5 separate regions of the Homo sapiens genome follow, and regions 1, 3, 4 and 5 are each linked to region 2. A link is a loop called in an ENCODE intact Hi-C map of the cell type or tissue named here. Cell type or tissue: Caco-2. All regions are shown on one strand.

What was found. Hi-C counts contacts between places; a loop is a spot of excess contacts. Peaks named below come from ENCODE experiments on the same cell type or tissue, not always from the same donor. Only the 100,000 strongest peaks of a DNase experiment are listed, where the experiment ranks them.
Region 1: it touches region 2 in a loop (2.5-fold over the local background); 1 of 110 quality-filtered maps calls a loop at or near these places.
Region 3: it touches region 2 in a loop (9-fold over the local background); 1 of 110 quality-filtered maps calls a loop at or near these places.
Region 4: a loop joins it to region 2, with 9 times the contacts of the local background. A loop is called at or near these places in 1 of 110 quality-filtered maps.
Region 5: a loop joins it to region 2, with 10 times the contacts of the local background. A loop is called at or near these places in 1 of 110 quality-filtered maps.

What each region holds. Positions count from the first base shown.
Region 1 is chr12:124,127,871-124,132,870 of GRCh38, reverse strand. The region is part of intron 2 of ZNF664-RFLNA (ZNF664-RFLNA readthrough); the gene reads right to left. Among named protein-coding and RNA genes, the nearest start is that of ZNF664-RFLNA, 160 kb to the right of the region's middle. In Caco-2, no CTCF peak of the experiment used is centred here; a DNase peak (open chromatin) is centred at 2,030.
Region 2 is chr12:124,074,014-124,079,013 of GRCh38, reverse strand. The region is part of intron 2 of ZNF664-RFLNA (ZNF664-RFLNA readthrough); the gene reads right to left. Among named protein-coding and RNA genes, the nearest start is that of ZNF664-RFLNA, 100 kb to the right of the region's middle. In Caco-2, no CTCF peak of the experiment used is centred here; DNase peaks (open chromatin) are centred at 2,553, 2,963 and 3,563.
Region 3 is chr12:124,186,708-124,191,707 of GRCh38, reverse strand. The region is part of intron 3 of ZNF664-RFLNA (ZNF664-RFLNA readthrough); the gene reads right to left. Among named protein-coding and RNA genes, the nearest start is that of RFLNA, 110 kb to the left of the region's middle. RefSeq lists a silencer at 1,031-1,325 and enhancers at 2,550-3,070, 3,071-3,590, 3,591-4,111. In Caco-2, no CTCF peak of the experiment used is centred here; DNase peaks (open chromatin) are centred at 537 and 3,037.
Region 4 is chr12:124,229,667-124,234,666 of GRCh38, reverse strand. All of the region lies in intron 3 of ZNF664-RFLNA (ZNF664-RFLNA readthrough), which reads right to left. Among named protein-coding and RNA genes, the nearest start is that of RFLNA, 63 kb to the left of the region's middle. In Caco-2, no CTCF peak of the experiment used is centred here; a DNase peak (open chromatin) is centred at 2,446; H3K4me3 peaks cover 1,179 bases.
Region 5 is chr12:124,192,830-124,197,829 of GRCh38, reverse strand. The region is part of intron 3 of ZNF664-RFLNA (ZNF664-RFLNA readthrough); the gene reads right to left. Among named protein-coding and RNA genes, the nearest start is that of RFLNA, 100 kb to the left of the region's middle. In Caco-2, no CTCF peak of the experiment used is centred here; DNase peaks (open chromatin) are centred at 2,005, 2,468 and 2,769.

The DNA.
Region 1 (5,000 bases), 54 kb before region 2:
AGCAGGTTCAGTTCTAAGGAAAATGCAGCACTTGGGATTATGATTATACTTGTGCTTTTAGGAAAAAAACCAAACCAGAGCCTTTCAGCCAGGAAACACCCTTCCATCTGGAGTCGCTCCTGAACCACCTGCATCAGAATCACTTTGGGGTCTTCAAAAATGCAGGCTCTGGGCCAGCAGAATGAGAATGGAGGATCCACATGTCTAGCAGACTTCCCCAGGTAGGTCTCAGGCACTGAGCAGTTTGAGAGCTACCAGATCACAGCAGTGTTTCAAACTGGCCGAGACCAATTCATGGTTATTAAATCAATTTAGCAAGTCTAGGTTAGCTTTCTTATTTTTCTTTTCTTTTCTTTCTTTTTTTTTTTTTTAAGACAGTCTTGCTCTGTCTCCCAGGCTGGAGTGCAATGGCGCGATTTCAGCTCACTGCAACTTCCGCCTCCTGGGTTCAAACGATTCTCCTGCCTCAGCCTCCTGAGTAGCTGAGACTACAGGCACCCACCACCATGCCCACCTAATTTTTGTACTTTTAGTTGAGACGGGGTTTTACCATGTTGGCCAGGCTGGTCTTGAACTCCTGACCTCAGGTGATCTGCCCGCCTCAGCCTCCCAAAGTGCTGGGATTACAGGCGTGAGCCACCATGCCTGGTCAGCTTTTTTCTTTTTTTTAATGACAGAATGAGTTGGCATAGGATGGAACAGAACAAAACAGAAGTAGACAAAACACCTCAGAATGTGTCACAGACGTAAAAGTTAACCACCCAATGGGCTCACCTTGCCCGGTGCCTAGACAGGGGAATGGCAATGGATAAAGAGTAATTCACACAGAGCCGGCTGTGCGGGAGACCAGAGTTTTATTATTACTGAAATCAGACTCTCCGAGCATTCAGGGATCAGAGCTTTTAAAGATAATTTGGCCGGTAGAGGCTTGGGAAATGGGGAGTGCTGATTGGCCAGACTGGAGATGGAATCAGGGGTTTGAAGTGAGTTTTTCTTGCTGTCTTCTGTTCCTGGGTGGGATAGCAGAACTGGCTGAGCCAGATGACTGGTCTGGGTGGTGTTAGCTGGTGCATCAGAATGCAGGCTCTGCAAAATATCTCAAGCGCTGATCTTAGGTTTTACAACAGTGATCTTATTCCTAGGAGCAATCTGGGGGGGTTTAGACTCTTGGAGCCAGAGGCTGCATGACCCCTAAACTGTAACTTCTCATCTTGTAGCTAATTTGTTAGTCCTGCAAAGGCAGACTGGTCCCCAGGCAAGCAGGGGGTCTTTTCCGGAAACGGCTATTATCAATTCTGTGTCAGAGTCAAACCATGAACTGAATTCCATCCCAAAGTTTGTTCAGCCCATGCCCAGGAATGAACAAGGACAGCTTAAAGGTTAGAAGCGAGATGGAGTCGGTTAGGTCTGATTTCTTTCACTGTTGTCATTTCCTCAGTTATAATTTTGCAAAGGTGGTTTCAAAAGTAGGTATTGTTTTGTGAAACTTTGGTTTCAGCCTTACATATGCAAAGCTGAGATTCAGCTGGTGCTCAGCCTTACAGTTCTACTGGTTAAGAGATCAAAATGCATTTTTACAGGTTGTTAGACAGCTGCTGCCCACCTGCTGCCCCCCTACTGCCTTGGGGCACCCCTCCCCAAACTCTCATGTTGATTCTGGCACAGCAGGGGACTTCCAGGACACAGCTCAGCTTTGAGACCAGATCTGATGGGTCAGCCTCCTGGCCTTCCCAGATGTTAAATATTTTGACTCTCACCCCTGTGCACATGGGTATGTGTAATGGATTGGAACATTAAAATGGATTGAGATTATGTATAAGGTTTGAAAATATTGTCAAGGGGCAAGGTTTCTGAGGGGGCGGTGTGGGTGGGGGGTGGGTGCACTGGCTGTGGGAGAGGGAGTTGACCCCCTGGGCTGGCTTTCACAGGGCAAAGTAAACACACAGAGGCCTTTGCTTCCTTCTCACGGATTCAATCTGAAAACAAACAGTGCGAGGTGAGTAAATACACATGCTGAGCCCCACACTGGAAGCGGAGAGGGCGAGGACAGAAGATCAGAGGAGATGATAATGACCTTGCAGCTGAGGTCCAACTTCCAGCTAACATCCAGAGATGATCCAGAGACGTCTGGGCTTGGGAGGAATCCTGCTTAACAGCAGAAGGAAGAGAAAAGCTCCTGCCTGTGTCCACTAAATCAGCATGATCAACATCCAGTAATGAGGAAAATTTAAATCGACCAGCTCTTTAAGCACTAAATAAGAAGCAAATTCTGGCCGGGCATGGTGGCTCACATCTGTAATTCCAGCACTTTGGGAGGCCAAGGTGGGAGGATTGCTCAAGCCCAGGAGTTCAAGATCAGCCTGGGCAACATCCAGTGAGACCTCATCTCTACAAAAAAAAAAAAAAAAAATTCAAAAAAATGAGGCAGGGGAGGTGCGGTGGCTCACACCTGTAATCCCAGCACTTTGGGAGGCCGAGGTGAGAGGATCACCTCAGGTCAGGAGTTCAAGACCAGCCTGGTCAAATTGGTGTAACCCTGTCTCTACTAAAAATACAAATATTACCCAGGCATGGTGGCACACACCTGTAATCCCAGCTACTCAGAGGCTGAGGCACAATAATCGCTTGAACCCGGGAGGCGGAGGTTGCAGTGAGCTGAGATCACACCACTGAACTCCAGCCTGGGTGACAAAGCGAGACTCTGTCTCAAAAAAAAAAAAAAAAAAAAAAAAAAATAGGCAGGAAGATCACTTGAGCCCAGGAGGTCAAGGCTACAGTGAGCCAAGATCACGCCACTGCACTACTCCTGCCTGGGTGACAGAACGAGACCCTCCCTCAAAAAAAAAAAAAAAAAAAAAAGCAAATTCTGTTGTTTGAAATAAGATTCAACAACAACCAGTAATTTCATGAATTCCAAGTGGCAGGTATCATTCAACCCTTAGATCTAGAAAAAACCCATTTCCTACAATGCTGCCAGCCTTGTGTTTCTCCATAATTTTTCAGGAATAATTTTTAGTGTAAGTATAACCCATGCAATATATGGGACATTCTTATACCAAAAAATTATTTAAATGGGATATACTTATGTTACACAATTATTTGTTGTTCCTCTGAAATTCGAATTCACCTGGGCATCCTGTATTTTAATTTACTAAATCTACACAGTCCTAGGAAGCAGAATCTGCAGGAAAAATAGGAGAGAGGAGCTTATTTTCCGTGTTGGATTTTTCTGCACTGTTCAAATTATCAAGCATTAAAAATTTTAGTGGATTTTAAAAAATATAAACAGGGCCAGGCATGGTGGCTCATACCTGTAATCCCAGCACTTAGGGAGGCCGAGGCAGGCAGATTGCTTAAGCCTAGGTGTTTGAGGTCGGGTTGGGCAACATGGTGAAACCCTGTCCCTACAAAAAAAATTTTAAAACAATTAGCCAGATATGGAGGCATAAACCTATAGTTCCAGCTACTCTGGAGGCTGAGGTGGGAGAATCGCTCGAGCTTGGGAGGCAGAGGTTGCAGTAAGCCACAACACACCACTGCACTCCAGCCTGGGCGACAGAGCAAGACCCTGTCTCAACAACAACAAAATGTAAACAGGGATTATGGGAGATATGGACCATTTTTGTTTATTTTGTTTTCTTCTTTGTTCTTCGTAATTTATAAAAATCTCTTGGCCAGGCGTGGTGGTTCACGCCTGTAATCCCAGCACATTGGGAAGCCGAGGCGGGCAGATCACCTGAGGTCGGGAGCTCAAAACCAGCCTGACCAACATGGAGAAACCCCGTCTCTACCAAAAATACAAAATTAGACAGCCGTGGTGGCACATGCCTGTAATCCCAGCTGCTGGGGAGGCTAAGGCAGGACAATCGCTTGAACCAGGAAGGCGGAGGTTGCAGTGAGCCGAGATCGCGCCATTGCACTCCAGCCTAGGCAACAAGAGCGAAACTCCGTCTCAAACAAACAAACAAAAAATCTCTTAAATGTTATGTACATATTTTTGAAGTTTAAACAATTCAGCCCAATACCAGTAGAAAAGAAAGGCAATAAGGAAGCACTTTTCAGGCTGATGGGCAGAGAGAAGAAAGGGTTAAAGTCTTACGTGGAAAATGACCTGAAAATGAAGCCCTTTGAATAGTCAATGAATTGAAAGAAAATCCCAGAGATGGAAGCCAAGCCAAAGCATGGCAAGAGAGAAGTGGAAACGGGGGAATACTTGTCAGGTGGCCTGCGCGCTGGACTCCACGTTTCATTTTAACCATCCCTGCATGCTCCCAGGTTGTTGGGGTTTTTTTTAAAATTACTCTTGTGCCACAAATGAAATTCCTCTCTTTTTCAAAGTAGAAATCATAAGATGTGCTCCCATTCCTATCATTCTGGTTTTAATACTATTATTGCACAATTAATCTTAATTATTAATCTTCATATTAATCTTAACTATTAATCTTAATAATTAATCTTTGGAATAGAGACAATAGTGAATCAATGACACTTTTAGTGACTGTGTAATCCGTACATTTATGAATTAAAAAAAAATTTTTTTTTTTTTGGAGACAGGGTCTCACTCCAGTTACCCAGGCTGGAGTGCAGTGGCACATTTATGAATTAAAAAAAATTTTTTTTTTTTTTGGAGACAGGGTCTCACTCCAGTTACCCAGGCTGGAGTGCAGTGGCACAATCACGGCTCACTGCAGCCTCAACTTCCTGGGCTCAGGTGATCCTCCTGCCTCAGCCTCCTGAGTAGCTGGGACTACAGGCACACACCATCACGCCCGACTAATCTTTTGTATTTTTAGTAGAGATGGGGCCTCACTATGTTGCCCAGACTGGTCTGGAACTCCTGGGCTCAAGTGATCCTCCTGCCTCAGCCTCTCCAAAGTGCCAGGATTACAAGCGTGTGAGCCACCACACTCAGCCTGGTTCACACTTCTACTCCGTTCCCTGTAGCTCGGAACATGGCCCGGATCCTTCCTGGAGACCTCCCGGGGCCAGTGCTGACACCC
Region 2 (5,000 bases):
AAAATACATAAAGCAGGCGGAGCTGTCTCAAGCTTCCCAGCAGTGCCCTCTTAGATCAGCCCAGAGTTGGCCAACCCCCAGGCATATAACCAAGCCCAGCAGAAGCCCTCACAGACCTGCACACCCGTGAGCTAGATACACGTGTTGTTCTAAGCCATGGGGGTTTGTGGCTATTTGTTACACAGCATTACTGTGGCCATAAATAACTGATACATCTTCCTTGTCTAAAAATCGCACTTAGAGACAGGATGCCTGCACCATGGGTTTTGCAGTCAAACGCTGTGCAAACAGTGGCACATGACAGTGAAAACTGCATACCTCTTCCATGGATCTAACAGAGACTCCCTCCTCCACCAAACTTTAGTCAGGTTCCTTTGAGTCCTCTTCTCAGCTGGGCCTTGATGTGGGCCTCCCCTAGCCCTTGGCCTGCCCAAGCCAGTTTTAGCAAAAGAATCCTGCTCAGTTTATCAAGAATCCTCCCACCCTTGATATCTGATCAAGTTCTTCTTTCCCCACCCCTGCTATCTATGTCCTTGGTCTGCCTTTAGTGAGAATCCTATGAAGCCAGTTTATCAAGAATCCCCCTACCCCGGCTGTTGAATCAAGCTCCCCTGAGTAATGTTGCATCTACTCACTCCCTCACTCCCGCTATAAATGCCTTGCTGTCCCTGCTGTGTGCAGAGTGGAGCTCAACCTCTCTGCCTTCTTCAGCAGTCTTGACCCCTATCGCAATAGTCTTGAATAAAGTTTTCCTTGCCATTTTTAGCAAGTATCTGGTGAATAATTTTTCTAATACAGAGCTAAGCCTTCATAGCTATACCTCCTAAGTAGATCTTCCAATATCAGAAAGACATCCAATTCTGGAGCCTCTGAACAATCGGAAAATTGTCACCGTCAACGTGATAACAAGACTCATCCATTTATTCATTTCTGCTATGAGTATTTATGGAGTGTCTGCTCTACAAAACAAACAGGAAGAGGACATGGCTGGGGCAGGCATGAACAGTGGGGTGTGTCCCACTTCAGCATGCCATGAGTAGAGTATAAAGGGGGTGAAGGACTAAGAGAGCGCAAAGGAAGGGGTGACTCAGGACACTTCACAGAAGGGGAGACGGTGGAGCTGGGGCTCCAGTCAACAGTATCAGTGATTAGAGAGTAAGGTTTCCGAGAGAAATTCTGCGAGGGAGGAGGGGACTGAGGAGACAAGTGGCGCGGAACGCGTGCTACAGTGTGACAGCGGTGAGGGGACACAGGCACTCAGAGTGCCTGCTTTCAGGATCCCAGAGGCAGGGTCATATTTTAGGACAAGGACAATGAGTCACTCCAGATGCCTCCCAAAGAAATGATGGCGGGGGGTGGGAATTGCAAGACAGCTACAGGGTACTTCTCCCGAGTCAGTACCGCAGGACATTGCAATGAGCCATCAGTTACAAAGTGAAGTGCTCAAGACACCAAGGCCTTTGCAGGTGGCACAGTCCCCAAATGCTCTGGAAGCAATATTTTCAGTAAGACCCACTTCTCAGCCTCTTTGGATTTCCACACAGTGAGAAATATCTATCCATCAGTTTCCTCCAGGCCGAATTTTCCCTTTCTGCTACCCCGTCAACCTACCCCACACACAAACTTTGTTTCCCTTTATGTTAAACAATGTTTTTAATTATAAAAGCCATGGTGTTTGTGAATGAAAAAAAAAATGGAAAATCAGAGTAAGTACAAAAAAGAAATGAAAATTGTCCATTGTTTCGCCACCCAAGCCCGATCACTGCTAATATTTTGGTGGATTTTCTTTCAGTCTTTCTTTGAGGCATAGTTGTGTTGGATTCTTTTACCTATGCAATCATGTGGTGCATTTAATTTTGTATCTAGCTCTTATGACTTAATATTATATCTTATGGGGCTGGGCGCGGTGGGTCACACCTGTAATCCCAGCACTTTGGGAGGCCGAGGTGGGTGGATCATGAGGTCAGGAGTTCAAGACCAGCCTGACCAACATGGTGAAACCCCGTTTCTACTAAGAATACAAAAATTAGCCAGGAGTGGTGGTGCATGCCTGTAATCCCAGCTACTCAGGAGGCTGAGGCAGGAGAATCGCTTGAACCTAGAAGGTGGAGGTTGCAGTGAGCCAAGATCGCACCACTGCACTCCAGCCCGGGTGACAGAGTGAGACTCCCATCTCCAAAACAAAAAATATTATATCTTATAGATTCAGTTTTATGATTAGTGTGGCTAGTGTGCAGTTTGACATCCTATATGGTATAAGTCTGAGTTTGTTACCACATAAAATTTCATGAAAATATTTTTATGTTGTTTTGTATTCATCATAAATATATATTTTTAAAGACAGGGTCCCACTCTGTTGCCCAGGATCAAGTTCAGTGGTGCAATCATAGCTCACTGCAGTTTTGAACTCCTGAACTCCAGCAGTCCTCCTGCCTAAGTCTCCTGAGTAGCTGGCACAAGTCACCACACCCTGCTAATTTTTTAAAAAATATTTTGTGGAGATGGCGGTCTTGCTATGTTGCCCAGGCTGATCTTGAATTCCTGGCCTCAAGGGATCCTCCCACCTTGGCCTCCTAAAGTGCTGGGATTACAAATAGGAGCCACCACACCCAGCTATAAACACCTTTTTAAGGACAACAGAATCATCTATGGAATAGATGTCTTGCATAATGGTTCTGCGAACATATTTGTGCCTGATAATCTTTAGAAATACTTCCTTGAGCTAGACTCCCAGAAGTGAAATCAGAAGGCCAAGGGGCATAAACATTTTTTAGGTAAGACGGTAAAGCATAGACTTCAGAGGACTGCCTGGTTCAAATCCCAATTCCGTTGCTACTGGGTGATCTTTGGCAAACTACTGTGTGGCAGATGCACCTGACAGCAATCGCTTAAGCATCATCTGAGGATAACCTTGATAACCTTGTGGTCTAAGAAGAATGTGAGTTCAGAGTCTTAAGTGAAGGAATCCAGGAGTGGCCAAACCCTTATCTAAGAAGGACACCCAAACCCCCAGCCATCCTTTGGAATGCAAGCTGTACAAGGGGTCAAGGCTCTTTGTTTGGGTTAAATGGAGGTTGCTAGGTGAAGGGTGCTAAGTGAAAATGCTATATCAATTACATGCTTTTCACAAATGGTAGTGGTTCTCCTGGCCAGCCTGCCGCCACTGGACTGTCCCTGTATGTAAGTCCCCCCAATAAACCCTACGTCTCCTTTGCTGTCTCCAGGTCACTTCTTCAGCTCTCAGACACAATGTCATCCCTACTGGAGTCCATCGGGGTTCGGCACAGCTACTTAACTGCTCTCTGCCTCTCTCTCTTCCACTATAAGATGGGGATGATTATAGTCCATCTGATACAGGAGCTAGAAAGAAATTCTTTAGGCAGTTAGTAAGGGTAAGAGAGTCCTTGGCAAGGCTTCCTTTTTAATAAAAAGCAGCCCCCAAATCATTTCTTTTCTAACAAAGGGCAGCCTGAAAAATCAAGCTGCAGACATAGATAAGCAAGCTGGAAGCTTGCGCAGGTGAATGCCAGCAGCTGTGCTAACAGAAAAGGGCTACCTAGTGTCTCACGCGTCCATGTGAAGAGACCACCAAACAGGCTTTGTGTGAGCAACAAGGCTGTTTATTTCACCTGGGTGCAGGCAGACTGAGTCCGAAAAGAGAGTCAGCAAAGGGTGGTGGATTATCACTAGTTCTTAGAGGTTTGGGGATAGGTGGTGGAGTTAGGAGCAATGTTTTGCAGGCAGGGGGTGGATCTCACAAAGTACATTCTCAAGGGTGGGGAGAATTATAAAGAACCTTCTTAAGGGTGGGGGAGATTACAAAGTACGCTGATCAGTTAGGGTGGGGCAGAAACAAATCACAACGGTGGAATGTCATCAGTTAAGGCTATTTTCCCTTCTTTTGTGGATCTTCAGTTGCTTCAGGCCATCTGGATGTATACGTGCAGGTCACAGGGGATATGATGGCTTAGCTTGGGCTCAGAGGCCTGACACCTAGGACCCAGGCATATCCAACATGGAGGCTTCTGTTTTGTCACCATGCGTGCAGTAAGCAAACAGGCAACATGACGCTGGCCAGGTAGAGAACACATCTGTATAAAAACAGATTAGGATGGGACAGCCGGCTTCTTTGCATGCTATGTAAATGGAATTGGTCCAACCAATCTTTTGCATCCTACGTACATCAGATACCACCTCCTCAAGCTCATCTATAAAACCAATGGCATCTTGCTGGGAACCCAGAAACCCGTTCAGGACCCCTTCCTCTGCACGAGGGAGCTTTCCTCTTTCTTTTGCCTATTAAACTTCTGCTCTTAAATTCACTCCTTGCTGGTCTGCATCCTCAATATCCTTGGTATGAGGCGATAAGGCTTGGGTATGTACTTCAGACAATGGGGGTTGTTGTCAGGATTAAGTGAGATAATATATATGAAATGTCACAAGTAGTGTGAGTAAGCCCTCAACAAATGTTCACATTTATGATTGGGATTATTACCATAATTATTATTGTCTTCATCACTGCTCTGACATTTATTGATTTATACATTTATATGTATATATAATTAATTATTGTGTATATGTTTATAATATGTTTACATATTATTTATATACATTAATATTTATGTTTATGTGTTGAATATATTTATGCCAAAAAACATACTTCCACTAGAATCTCGTTCACTGCAACAGCATTGCATATTATTTTCTTCTTTGCTGATTTGATGACAAAATATTTTAATTTGCATTTCTTTGAATCCAATTTAGGTTGATCTTTCAAAAGGTGTGTTTCATATTTTTCATGGTTTATGTTTGTTTTGTCAATTCTCTGTCCATATTCTTAGCCTACTTATGTATGGAGGTTGCTAGATGGAGGGTGCTAAGTGAAAATCGTACATCAACTACATGCTTTTTACAATGGTAGTGCTTCTCCTGGCCAGCCTGCCGCCACTGGACCGTCCCTGTATGTAAGTCCCCCCAATAAACCCTACGTCACCTTCGCT
Region 3 (5,000 bases), 110 kb before region 2:
AATCAACCATCTCCCAGTCTCCCTGAAAGAGAGACGGCTACTCTGCAGCCAGGAGGGAGCACGGAGTGTTGTGCATTTGTGTCGATAGGGCCAGGGGAGGAGAAAATGATGGGCAGATACCTGAATCACAGGGAGAGCCTGGGCATGCAGGGGCGTGGGAGTGGGTGAAAGCAGGTGCGAGAGGGATGGCGAGAGACATCTCTGTTCTTGCCCGCCAATGCATCTTAGGTGCCAGGCTGTTGTCCATGAGAAGGGTTGACCAGACGGCCCTAGTTTGGGGGTTCCATGGGGAGAGGCCAGGCAGGTATTGGCCACAGGCGGCTTGGGCATGGTAGGCCGGGGGCTAGCACAGAAAGGAGTGAGTGGGGGGAGGGTGGGCTTGATCCCGTGTGGACAGAGGAGTCAAAGGCTGGGCAGAAGACTCTTCCATGGCCACAGAATAGGCAGGCCCCTTTGCAGTGTGGCTTAGTTGCTCCTCCTTCCTAGAGGTGGAGTCTATTCTCTACTTCCTGGAATCTGGGCTGGCTGTGTGACTGGCTTTGACCAATAGGATGCAGTGGAAGTGACATCATCTTAGAGCCCAGGCCTTAAGAGTCTGCAGCTTCCCATCTTCTTGGAATTGCACCCTGAGGCCTCCATGCCAGGAAGTCAGTCCAGCCGACTGGAGGCCGGGAGACCACACTGGGGAGACCAAGGCCGGCACCAGCCACCTATCAGGCCCTCCAGTGCCATCTGTGCTCTCCAGTACAGATGGCCCCTCTCCAGGGGCCATCTCGGATCTTCCAGCCCAGGGATTGTTGGCTGAAGACAGACACTTTAGTGAACCCAAGTGAAACCAGCACAGGAACCTCTGAGCCAACCCACAAAAACACGAGCGATTCATTCTTTGAAATCACTAGGTGTATGGAGCGGCCTGTTACCCAGGTCTAGGTAACTGACACTGGCAGACAGATCATCGGAGAGTGATACATATTTAACCCAATATATCCAAGATAGCGTCTGTTTCAGTAGACAATCCATGTCGAAAAGGCTGATGGGGTATTTTGCTCTTTTTTCATACTAAGTCTGCCAAATCCAGTGTGTCTTTTATACTTTAGCTCATCTCAATTCCAACAGGACACATTTCAAATGCTCAGCTGTCACTTGTGAATAGCAGCTGCTGTCCGGGAAAGACAGTTCTAGGTTGATGCGATCTGGAGGATGACTTGGAAGGACAGATTAGAGACAGGGTGAGGAGGTGGTGAGTTCCGGGAGAGGCTCAGACAGATGATAAGGCCTGAGCTGTGTCCTCTGGAATGGAAAGAAGGTGATGGGTTCCAAGGACATTCTGGAGATGGAAGTCGGTGGTTACAATGCGTAGAATGATGGCCTCCCAAAAATACGTCCACCCAGAAGCTGTGACTGTGATCTTATTTGGGAAAAAGGTCTCTGCTGATGTTATTAAGGATCTCAAGCTGTGACTATCCTGAATGATCTGGGTGGCCCCTAATCCCAGTGACAACTGTCCTTATCAAGAGAGGAGAGAGGCCAGGCACCGTGGCTCATGCCTGGCACTCCCAGCACTTTGGGAGGCCAAGGCAGGAGGTTCTCTTGAGCCCAGGAGTTCGAGACCAGCCTGGGCAATAAAGTGAGACCCCCATCTCTACTAAAAAAAAATTAGCCAGGTGTGGTGGCATACACCTGTAGTCCCAGCTACTTGGAAGGCCGAGGTGGGAGGATCACTAGAGCCTGGGAAGTTAAGGCTGCAGTGAGCCGTGGTTATTCCACTGCACTTCGGTTTGGGTGACAGAGTGAGACCTCATCACAAAAGAAAAAAAAAAAGAAAGAGGAGGAGACACAGAGACACAGAGGAGGAGGCTGTGGGAGGACAGAGGCAAAGACCAGAGCGACGCAGACACAGCCAAGGAAGCTGGAACCTTTAGAAGCTGGAAGGGGCAAAGGAAGGACCCTCCTCCTAAAGCCCCTGGAGGGAGCGCAGCCCTACAGACACCTTGCTTGTGGACCTCCAGCCTCCAGAGCCATGAGAGGATCCGTTTCTGCCACTGTGAACCCCCCATCCTATGGTAATTTGCTACAGCAGCCCCCAGGAAAACGGATGCACTACTGCCCTGATGTGGGTGGTGAGCAGACCCCAGACTTCAGGACACACAAGTGGGCGGACGGTGACACCCTCAGCAGAAATGGGAGCTGGGAGGGCAGAGGAACTGCATGCAGAGGCTGCAGAAATCCAAGGAGCTCACGCTTAGCAAGCACAGAGTATGCAGGCGCTATTCTAAATGCTTTATTTTATTAGCTCCATTCATTTCCTCCATGACCTCATTATGAGTAGGAGATACTCATCTCCATGATACAGAAGAGGAAACTGAGGCACAGAGCGGTACCTGCACAAGACCACACACCTGGTAGATGGAGCCTGGATTTGAGCCCCGGGTGTCTAAGCATTGTAACGCCTCTCCCCGACGTGTGCAACCTCTGGTGCAAGGGCCAGGCTTGGGGACAGACAGGCAGAAAGCAGGCATGAGGGGCCCTGGAGAAGAAGAAGGGACTGGCCGAAGACAAGCAGACCCTGGGACTCCTTTGGGCTGTCCATGGTGAAGGACAGTTTTATCAACATGCACATTAAACTCTTTGAGGTGGATTAACAGTTCACCAATTTCCCTGTGTCCACCTGCTCTAAAGTCACCGCTGAATGCCAAGAAGCACCCCAGGGCAGGGGAGCCTGCGGGATTCCTGGCAGAAATCAACCCAGCAGGACTCATGCGAGCAAGGCTGCATTTTCCATTTCCAAACACAGCCTGCGCCCCCGCTCTGCTCCCTCCAGGAAATCCTGTTTGTGCTATTTTGGGAAAAATGGATGGCTTTTTTTTTTTTTCCTGGGCCTTCCAGGAGCCTGACAGATGGTCCCAGATTTGTGAGCTGTGTTTCCAGGGTGGCACCCAAGGGACTCTCCCAATGATTCTTTCTACAGTGTCAGGCACTGCAAGCCAATTTGTTCCTTCAACAAATATTTATTGAGAGCCTGTGGTATGCGAAGAACTGTGCTAGGTGCTGGGAGATGACTCAGAATAGGTTTATCGACCGTGTCTCATGCCCTGGGGCACATGGGGGCCAGCAAGATCGTAAGGCAGGGCCAGGGCCATCCCCAGGGGGCTTTGGAGCCCTCAGTTGAAACATATTTATGAGCAGCAACTTCCAAGTTACCCCATAATACACGGACACCCCCCAGAATGTTTTCAGACGAGCTAGACCAGGTTAAAAGAAGTAACCGTGGCAGCATTAAAATGGAGAAAAATCACAAAGGAACACAAGAAGGAGGAGAAAGCCGTTTGTCTTCAGGAGAGGAGAGTGATTTATAAAGAGAAACTGCTGGCCTTTCTCAAACCTGCTGGAAACCCAGCTCCTTCCCTTCTCCTGGGAGGAAGAGGAGGAGGAAACCAAACCGGGCAGGCACCAGCCTGGAGTCGGGGACTGCTCTGCAGAGCCCGTGCTGTTTCTGTTCTCAAGGAGACTGTATTCTAAGCAAGGCCCTCAGAAGGTCCAGGGAAACCTGGGAAAAATATTCCATGGCCATTCAGCCAGATTCCGCCATGGTGGCCAGGAGCCATTTGCAGTGTGTCTGCCACCGTTATTACGGCTGCGATGAACACGCAGCAACGAGAGGGCTGGTTTTGGATCTCACAGGTGAATCCCAGCCTCACCTGTCCAGGTGAGTTCCAGGAATAAATACCTTCCCTGGGCCTGTTTTCCCATCTGTAAGTGGGGGTAATCAAGGCACCCCCCTCAGAGGGTCGGGTGGGTTGAATGTGACAATGTGCGTGTCTCTGGCACACATCAAGTTCCCTGCCAGTGTCACACTTGACCAAGCTCAGACTGTAGAAGGGCAGCCTCTTCCTTCCAGTGAATTCCGTCTCCGTTGGATCGGACTCCCTAGATGGAGATAAAACTTCTGAAGCAGGGCGATCTTGGAGTCTAAGGAGAAATGGTCCCTAGGAACGTGGAGAAGGCCGCTGTCTTTATTCAATGTCCAGGCCGACAGGCGTCCTAGCTCGAGTCACCCCGGTATTTTATTTTGGATATGCTCGGGCAGACAAGATCAGGAAGCAGGCCGGGCCTGCCCTCCACTCTCCCCCTCCACCCACCCCCACCTACCCAATCTGGTTCTCAAGGCCGACTTTCCCCACACCAGCCTCAGCGCCAGGCCTGCGCCCAGGGAAGCAGGAGGTTCTCTGTGCCCAAGGTTCTTTTTAAGAAAACTCAGGCCAGGGTGCTGTGGCTCATGTCTGTAATTGCAGCACGTTGGGAGGCTGAGGTGGGCGGAATGCTTGAGCCCAGGAGTTTGAGACCAGCCTGGGCAACATGACAAGACCCTCTTTCTACAAAAAATACAAAAATTAGCCAGGCATGGTGACGCGCGCCTGTAGTCCCAGCTTCTCAGAGGCTGAGTTGGGAGGATCACTTGAGCCAGGGAAGTTGAGGTTGCAGTGAGCTGAGATCGTGCCACTGCACTCCAGCCTGGGTGACAGAGTGAGACCCTGTCTCAGAAAACAAACCAAAAAGAATCCCAAAGGATTTTTAATGTCAGACATTAAATGTATTTTCAAAGTATTTTTCCCAAAAGTACTTTTTAAAGAAAACATTATGCAAATGTTTAGTTAGTAGTACACGTACAACTACACGCGCCACCCAGAGTCAACAATTGTTAACATCTTGCTGTTTATTCTCCCTCCCTCCCTCCCTCTCTGTCTCTGTCTTTCTCTCTAGCCTCTCTAATATCATCTAATACACAGTCCACATTCAAAGTTCTCCAATCTCCCACATATTCTCTTCCCAAAGGATCTCCAAGTTGTGTCAACCCAAGCAGATGTGGGAAGAAGATTTATCAGCCACTGAGGCCAGCTCTGGATCTGATTTTAGCCTGAGTGGCAAAGAACCGTCCAGAAGGATCGACCTCACGAAAAAACTCCAGGCCACACCACGCCACGGTGCCCTGGAGTCTGGGG
Region 4 (5,000 bases), 160 kb before region 2:
AAAAAAATCTCTAATGATGTTAATTTTTGACTTTATAATTTATGTTGTGGCTCTTGATCAAACCTGTTCATGTTTTCCCTGTATAAAACTCATAGGTGAAACTTCTCTTTCCTTTTTAACTGTGAAGAATCACAAGTGGTGGTATTGCATGTTAGTTCCTTTTTCAAAAACCCACAGGGTTTATGTATTCATTTGGCAAGCATTTAGTGAACACTCACTGTGCCAGCCACTATTTTACACCCTGAGGGTACAGCTCTTGAGCAGACAGGCTGCGGGCTTGTATTCACATCAGGGAAGACAGAAATAAAGAAGCTGATCAACAAACCAGATCACTTCAGATAGTGAGAAGTGCTGCAAGAGAAATTAAACAGAGTAAAGTAATAGAAAGTAACCATGGCACTTTAGTAGATCAAGTAGGCAGGGAAGGTCTTTTGTATGTTTAAAATGCAAAGGGAACATTGAGAAAGATCCAGCCATGAGAAAGCAAGGGAGAGCACTTCTGGCCTGGGGGATGGTTAGCACAGAGGCCCTACGGACATGCCAGGGCACCCGGTCTTCTGTCCTCTCTTGTCTAGTGGGCCACTTTTGTTAAGCTGGCCTGGTGATTTAGGCAAGTGTTTAGTGGTCCACTGTAGATAACAACTGGGGCTTAGTTGCTTCTTCTTGCTGGTGGTGGCAGCAATGACAATAGTGATGAGAGCTCCCTGAGGTGCTGGTGATGAGTTCCCTGCGATGTGCGCTGTCCGTGGGGACAGGTCATGTCTTTCACTTGCCTATCTCCAACTCAGCGTTTAGCTCAGGAAATGCTTGCGGAATTGGAGGTAGATACCGTAATTAAGGAATTAACTGGAAACCAGAGCTACCAGAGGACTGCGTGGGAAACCAGACATAGGTCTAGAGCCCAAGTTAAAGAAGAAAATTAAAGTCTGACCAGACAGAAAAAGAGAGGGAGAAACTGGGTATTTATGCCGCCAATGTACCCAACCACAATCCTCCCAGAACCAGGAAAGGATATGAACACAGTGAATTCCAGCTCATGGAGTCATCAGTGCAGTATCTCAAAGTGATAAAGTGATCAGGCAAACAGCCAGGCACACAATTGAAAGGCTGGAAATTTTCTGTGGTTACCAAAGGCCCTCCCAATGGAATTTCTGTTTAGTTTCTTGGGATTTGCCAAGTATTTTCCGGTACTTTAGTTATTTGCATATTACCTTCCATATTTTTGCTCTGTCAACGTCACTGATATAATACCTATTACCAATCATGTACCATATATAACAGATCAGCACACTTTTTCTGTACAGGGTCAGATGGTCCATATTTCAGGTTTTGTGGGCCAGACAATCTCTGATGCAACTACTCATCTCTGCATTAAAGCAGCCATAGTAATATAATATGCAAATGACAGGCGTGGCTGTGTGTTGATAAAGCTTTATTGACAAAAACATGCTATACACTAGATTTAGCCCAGGGCCATAGTTTGCCAACCTCACCCATACTATTACCTACAAAATATATTAAGGACTCACTGTAAAAAAATATATACAATAAATTAATTTAATGGAAAACTTCCTATCACTCCCCAAAATGGAAAACCAGGAGGCCCTGCCATGAATAAACAACTCCAAAGGTAAATTCTATGAAAACAAAACACGGTTATTAAATTCCAACTAGAAGGATGAACAGCCTGAGGCTTAACTTTTCTTGTTTAGAAAAAAAAAGGAAAACTTAGGAAGTCCTCAGAGGCATTAAAGACTCATTAGCACCAGGCTAAGTCTTTCTCTTTGCAATAATCAGCAGGATTAAAACAAATTGGAAGGGAATGGCTTCTCCACGAGGTGGCTTGATCTCGTTTAAGTACATTCCATTTTCCAAGTGAAGTCATCTTGCTGCCCCTACAGCGGTGCCTGTTTCTGAGAAGCCCTCTGACATAGACAGGAGGCAGCCCCCCTAAACCACACAAGGAGGTGAAGGCTGATCACCTGCCAAGAGGCAGGGCAGCCCTAGGAGGACGGCCCCCACCCCCACGTCCGCCCTAGGCAGTGTGCCTGGGGCTTAGACAGCTGCCCTCGCTGATCCCATAGGGAGGAAACTAAACCCTCCTGCTGAATTACTGCTGGTGACAGGCTATGATGTGAGCCCTCGCTGGAAGGATGACCCAGGACGCGTGCCCACCCTGGCACCTGGATGATTATAAAAAGCCAAATCTGACTCACTCTGCTCCGGCCCGCCCGGCAGCATACACTGGACTGCACTGGTGAGCCCTCTATCTGCTTGTCCCCTGATCTGTCAGGGGCCCCAGGTGGGAGGTGGGTAACCAAGCAGCAGGGGTTGTAAAGCCTGAGCCCTGGGGGACCCAGATGATCCCAGGGAAGGAGGGGCCAGGGTTTCCCTAGGCAGCGCTGGTGCTCCTAAGCTTCATCCGATGGAAGATAATAAACCAGGGCTGAAAGGCAAACAAGGCTAGGCCGCAAAGTAGAAGGTGTGTTAGCTCAAGAATTATCAGCCACTATTACCGTGAGTGAGTTAAACACTTGATTCAAAGAGCAAACTCAGGTGCTCAGCTCACGCACACTGTGCAAACAGGCGGGGCACAGGTGGAGGGCCCAGGAGACACGTGGGCACCAGGCCTCCAACGCACCCCATCCGGAGCCGGAGAGGCCCCTGGAAGGTTTGTGAAGCTCATAAAACCCAAAATTGAAGATTTCATGGGGCTCCAGGGCGAGGGTGCAGCCTCAGGAGCTCTGAGACTCCTACAGAGTCCCTCTGCCTGCTCAGGAATCTTGTGCCTCTCAAGCTAGTTCATCCCACGGGGAAAGCAGGAGACAGAGGACAGCAGAAGCCGTCAATGTCACGCACTCATCCCCTGGGCACTCAGGGCCAGAAGTGCCAGGGACTCTGTGCCTGCTCCCCTCAGGAGGAGCCTTGAGTGGCGACCAACTGAAGTTGATCCCTTAGGGAAGCAACTCCAAGGTGCGTTCCTCCCGTCTTCCAGGGTTCCTTACTGGGATGGAGCCTCGGTGGCCCAGTAGTAACCAGCTCCCTGACGCATGCTTTCTTTCCTGCCTGACTCCCCGCTGCTTCTCTCTGGGAGGTTCCTGGAATCACATCCCAAAATACTCCTCGCACTCAAATCCTCAGCTCACAATCTGCCTCTGGGGGAATCCAGCCCAAGCCTGGGTGTTTCACAAGTAAACACAAAAATATCCCGAGACAGCAGTCGACCAGGTCTGTTGCTAGCTCACCCAGTGCATTTGCACAAGTGAAAAGAGGGCATCCCTTACTCTGGTGGACCCAGAGCACATGTTAGAGTGCAGAGCTTAGGGAGTAGAGCATGGATGCTTTCAGCTCCCATCGCTCTCCTCAGCTGGAACACCCTTGGACAGTGAACAACCTGCCCAACCATACACGACATCTCTACATTCTTAAGCTAGGTGAAGAGCTCATTTTCTGGAAGAACCAGAAGAAGTGATTTTGAGAGAAATTAAAAATAATTAGAAAGAACCCATTGTGTTGGATTGAAATCAGAGTAATTGGTATTAACTCATGGTAACACATATACACACACGTATACACACGCAGATGGATAGATGTATAAATAAATGCAAATGTGTGCATGCATGAATTAGTGTACATATATATATTTGCTGGCTCCAACACACCCAGAAGCAATGACATCCCAACAGTGAAGAGCACCCTTGCACTCAGATCTTGGTTCCTATGCACCATTCTCCAACCAAGCAACCAGTGAACACTTGGAGAAAGGGCTACTTTCAGGACTGGGATGGGGAAAACAAAGATGATCCCATACTGTTGGAAAGTAAGGATGTACTAAAAATAATGATAGCATCACATCAAAAGGGCATTGCGGCAAACTACAAGAAGCACCCAAAGCCCAAATCTGAGAATATTCAAGCCAAGAAAAACAAATAATGATAGTAACGGGTATTGCCCACAGAATAAAATATGTATCCATGAGTCCATACTGCTATGAATAAATGATTGATCTAATAAATAGGATGGGGAGAACACACAGCTCTTCCTGATGGTAGAGTTCTAATGAATGAGTGTGTAGGAGAGATGATGAAATAGAAAGTCACCATTAAGCAAATATGGCAGTCTTAATTACTGCAGGCAGGAATCAATGATGCATGCTAAAACCATCAAGTAAAAATATGAAGAGAAAGGGGACATTTGGAAGTTCTCAAGTATCTCCCCATAAGATACTTATTAAATACACAGAGAGAAACCTGGCAGATGCCACCTTAACAAAGGTCAATGTCTCCAGTGAAAAGGTGATAAGGTTAACATCACCCCTGGTAAGATGGATTGAGGACATGACATCACTTCCGTGGTATTCTTGTATAACCTCAATGTAATCATGAAAAAACATCTGACACAACCAAATTGAGGGACATTTTACATAATTGGCCAGTATTGTTCAAAAGTGTCAAGGTCATGAAAGATACAGAAAGACTGACCATTGGCTGATCTAGGTTGGTCTTGCTGGGACAACTGGGGCCACTCAGCATTGCTCCATGTGTCCCTTACCCTCCAGCAGACCAGCCCACAGACATTCTCAAGAGTGTAGCAGAGGGCAAGAGACCAAGCAGAAACATGCAAGGCCTCTTGAGACTCAGATGTGGAACTGACCCAGCCACTTCTGCCTCATTCTGTTGGTCAAATCCAGTCACATGGCTGAGCCCAGGGCCAGCATAGAGGGTGCTGCAAAGTTAATGCAGGAATCAAAACTACAGGGAGTTATCACTGCACACCCCATAGAATGACTAAGTTTAAAAAGACTGACAATAACAAGTGTTAGCAAGGATGTGGAGCAAGTGGAACTTGCACATACTGCAGACAGGAATGCAAAATGATAGAGCTTTGGAACATAGTCTAGCAGAATTTATAATTAAACATAAACTTACCATGCAACCCAGCAATTGCTCAACTCAGTGTTTACCCCAGAGAAATGAGCTACATCTGCACAAAGACCAATA
Region 5 (5,000 bases), 120 kb before region 2:
GAGAGCAGAGGGAGCCCTGGAGAGTTGAAATAGGGAGTAAAATAGAGAAGGGGGTACCTGCAGCTCCTCTCCCAACCCCAGGCCAACCTCTGGCCCCTCTCCTGGGGAGATGGAGCTGTGGATCTCATTACTAGCCCGATCCAGCTAACAATAAAGCTTTGTGTTAATTCCTCTTCTGATATCAATTCTGGGTGCACAGCTCCTCTGGGACACCCGTGCACAGGAGAGGTAATGGGTGGGGCATGATCCGGACATTTGTGGTTGTAATTCCATCTAACAACACAGAAGTCTTCACCCCTTATCAAGCAATACTGTCAGGGTGTGTTTCTCAGGATAAAGGATGGCTTTACTGATTTAACGGGGGAGGGGACAATCCAAGAGGGGAGGACATGATTTAAAAGGCTATTGCTATATCCAACTGAGAGATGAAGAGTTTGCAAACCTTAGCAGCATTAGGTCCAAAAAATATTTGGGAAGTAGCACTGGCAGAGCTTGGGTATCGACTGGATGTGGAGGAGGAGGACGCCGACATTTCTGGCTTGGGTAAGCGGATGGTGAGGCCACAAACTGAAACTGAAGCTTAGGGAGGTGGATGGTGATGGGAGTTTGTTCAGGGATAGGTTCAGTTTGATGTGTTTCTGGGCAGCCAGCCAGGCAGGAATGTCGTGTGTGTGTGTGTGTGTGTGTGTGTGTGTGTGTGTTTCTGTCTGTCTGTCTGTCTGTCTGTCTGTCTATTTGGGTGGGTGAGATTCTCCATCTGGGGAGGGAGGGAGTCAGATATCGCTATGGTAGTCAGAATCACACAGGTCACCGTTTAACAGAATACATCAAATGCGTGAAGAAATGTAAGGGCCAATTTCTAGGGTGGTTCAGCTCATCCAGAGGCTGTGAGTACAATTAGGAAAGTCAGGAGTTGGGAGGGGAACGAACAAAACAAACTGTACTTAATTGACTGGGGCAGATTGATTGCAAAAATGACCCCAATTCTCACCCCTCCCTATATCCACACTCCTTTTCATAGTGACTTTGCACCTTCTCCCTTTAGGAGGCAGAGTCTATTTCTTGCTTTGGGCCCAGCTATGTGACTTGTTTTGGCCAATGGGATATGGGAGAGGTGGTGGTAGCCCAGTTCTGAGCCTTAGGCACCTGCCTGTGCCATGGGAACAAGCTCCCATGGAGAAGAGACCCCATGGAACTGAGTCGTCGCAGCTGAGGCCACGTTGAACCAACCAGCCCCCAGCTGACTCACCAGCTGCCCATAGAGGCACGGAGGTCAGCTGAACCCAGCCCCATCAGCAGAACTGCCCAGCCAACCAATAGACTCGTGAATAAGAATAAGTGGCCATTGCTACAAGCCATTATGTATTGGGATGTTTTGTTACACAGCATATGTAACTGATACACTGGCCTTGGGAAATAACTCGGGGAGGTCTGTACCATGTAGCTCGTGGACTTGGAAATGTTATACACAAAATGAAGAATACTGATAGGTACAAAAGAAGTCACCATTCTGTCCTCACTGCCTCTATGTACACTCCCAGAACTTGGTGATATTGTCTATTTCTTTGTACCAGTCTCCCTCCCTGGGTCCCAGACTGAAAGGAAAACATCATAGAAATGGCTAGTAGGGTTTCTCAGCCTGGGCACTGCTGAAATTCGGGCTGGATCGCCCTTTGCTATGGGGCTGAGCCTCAGCAGCATCACTGGCCTCTACCCATCAGATGCCAGGAGAGCTCCCTCACCCAGCTGTGACACCCAAACATGTCTCCAGCCACTGACAAATGTCTCCTGAGGAGAAAAAAAAAAACCCAACTGAAAACAGCTGGGCTAAAGGATTTTAGAAAAACCATCAGGCCAGCCCTCATAGAACAAACAGGCAAATCAAGACTCCAAGACGATATACGGCTGATATGGCTGCTATAAGAGCTGTCACTCACTCACTTGTTTATTCATTCATTCCCAAACAATCACTCAGGCCCACGAGGTGCTGGAAATTCCAGGCCCTGTCCCCAGGAACTCATAATCTAGTGGGACACAAGCAAACAAACGAGTGTAAGCCCTGAAAAGTCAGAGAAAATATGTAATGCAGATAAGCAGGAGGCATTCAGGGGCGACTTCCTGGAGGAGGCAGCTTTTTGGCTGAATTTAATTGCTGAGTCAGACATCTCTAGGATAAAAAAGGGGCTGTTTGGGGAATATGGGAAGATAGAATACATAACAGGTTCTACAGGTAATTGGGAATAACCAGTGTGTGGGGGGCGAGGCTGCAGACCGGAACACGCATCTTACGAGAAGCAGGACTCATTTTCCAGGAGTTGTGGCCATCTAGCCTCTCCCTGATCACACACGTTCACGCATCACTTCCCACAAATCTGCAATGAGACAGAAAGCAGACACGGGCTCTAAGTCTCTGCCACAGAGCTGGAGCCAGGACCCAGGGAGGCTCTAGCCAGCCAGCACGGTTCACGCAGAGGACTGAGGGGAAACAAGGCTCCACTGTGGGCCCTGACACATAGGAAGGCCCGGCCCAGCCGCTCCTAAGGGCTGGCACACGGCTGCATCAGAGAAGACGTGAAAAGCAACATTGTGGACCGGCTGGGCAGGAGGGGACTCTGGGCGCCTCACATTCCTGCCTTTGGGCTCCCTTGATCCAAAAGAACCATCGTGCTGAAAGAGAGAATTTGAAATCCTTCCACCTAGCCCTCTATCTTGAGGCAGGTAAATGGAAATACCAATCATTCAGCAAATATTGACCAAGGGCTGCGTACGCAAGGCTGTGCATGAGGTGTGGTGGTGAATTGGGTCTCAGAGTTTAGTGGGAAGCAGGTTGATAGTGCCAGGCATTTGACAGACACTTCCAGAAAACACCGAATGTGCATCTACTATGTGCCAGGCACTGTTTTAGGGATGGGACATTGACAGAAGCTTTTCCTGGTAGCATGACACTTATATTCCAGCCACGGGAACAGGCAGTAAAGCAGTAATTAAATAAACAAGAACGGTATTAGATAAGTGCCCCTGGGAAGATAATAAATTGGGATAATGAGATAGAAGGGACTTGAATGGAAGAGCAGCTTTGGGGAGACGGCCGCAGACAGCCTCTCTGATCAGGCGACAGGTGGTCTGAGGCCAGCCTCGGCTTATTGAGCATGGACCAGGTAGGTGCCAGGCACTGGAATACATCAGTGAATGAAATTGACAAAGATCCCCGTTCTCATGGAACCAACAGGGAACCAGGAGTGAAAGAAGCTGAGCAATAAACAATCCTCTAATAAATACATTCTCTTAAGTGTTAGAAGGTAACAAAGGGCAACGCAAACAAGAAACGGTGGGGCAGGGAGAAAGCAACTGGAGTGCTGAGGCTGTGGCGGTGGAAGAGGCAGAGCGGGGACTGCTTAAAGGAAGCCCCCCGCACCCCGCCCGGGACGTCTGGGTAAAGATGCAAAGGCCAAAGTCACACCAGTAATCTGGAGAAGGGTGTCTCAGGCCAGCAATACAAGCAATACAAAGAAGATAATTTGTTACATATTTATTACATATGCTATTGCAAAATATAGTAATTATAATTGAATACAATGTTTTATAGTAAAAATCTATTGTTGAGAAGAACGGAATTCTTTTTGGGAGCTCAGGAATAATATTTTGCTGAATGGGAGTTTAAAGCCAGTATCCCGTATAACCAAATGTTCATACAAAATCCATTCTTAGGTTATGGGCTATTGCATATATAACAAATTGTCTTCAGCACTAAGCTGAACCAGGGATGCTTGTTACACAGCAGCAGCTAACAGGAAAGCCTGACCAAGCTCCGTGCCTGGCCCAGAAACTCCCCCACACCCAGCTCCTTCCACACACGCACACAATCACCTAATATTTTCAGGTCAAATATCCTTGACTTCTTTTGTTTTGAGGACTCTCCCTTCCAATCTACCGCAGCGACTCTTTCCTGAGCCCACATACTGGACCTTCTCAATATCCAGACTTGGCCCAGCTCTGAAATCTTAGACCCTGGTGTCCCACCCTGGATGGCCACAGCTTCTGCCTCTCTGTTCCCTGCATTGCTTCAGCTTCTTCCTTTTCTGACTCTTGCTCTGTCCGCTTCAGAGGCTCTTACAGCCCCAGCAACCCATCTGCTGTTGGCTGTACTTTGTAAACCTCTCTTGTTCGCACCTTCCTTTTTCATTTCCACCACCTCTCCCTTGGAACGAGCTTTCCTCATTTCTCCCCAGGGTGATTGCAATAGCATCCCTCTTGGTCTCCATCTCTTGCAGTCCAGCTTTCTAACAGCCGTGAATGTGACCTTCCTAAGGCATAAATGTGGATCACACACACACACACAGCAAAAATGTACAAACACCAGTTGCATCTCGAAGTTCCTTCCTAAGGGGTCCTTCTTAGGAAGCCTTCTCCAATATCACCAAGAGGCACTAGAATCTCCTTGGCAGAGTTGCCAACACGTCCTGATGATATTGATTTGTCCTTGCTGTTTACTTGTGTGTCCCCCTATCACCCAGACTATGAATAACTGAGCACAAAATGATTGCCTCATCCACCGGCAGCCTAGTGCGGCACCCAGCATAGGGTAAAGACTTATCCAAAGGAGCCCACCAGCCACATCCAGCCTGCGCTACTGCCTGCTTTGCACGGCCCGTGAGCTAAGGATGAATTTTGCATGAACATCGGACACTAACTTTAAACTCCCATTCAGCAAAATGTTATTCCTCAGCTCCCAAAAGAATTCCATTCTTCTCAATAGGAGACTTTGACTGTAAAACATCATATTCAATTATAATGACTATATTTTGAATTTTGTCAATAAACATTTGGCGTCAATTTGTTCTACCTCATGTTATATGGGTCTATATATTATGCCTGATTTTGTCTCCTGGCTCTCCGGGTCTAAAATATTACTTGACCCTTTACAAAACAAGTTTGCTGATCGTATTGCAAGATCTACAATCTCAAGTGCTGCCTTGACATCTTGGGGCCTTGCAGGACCT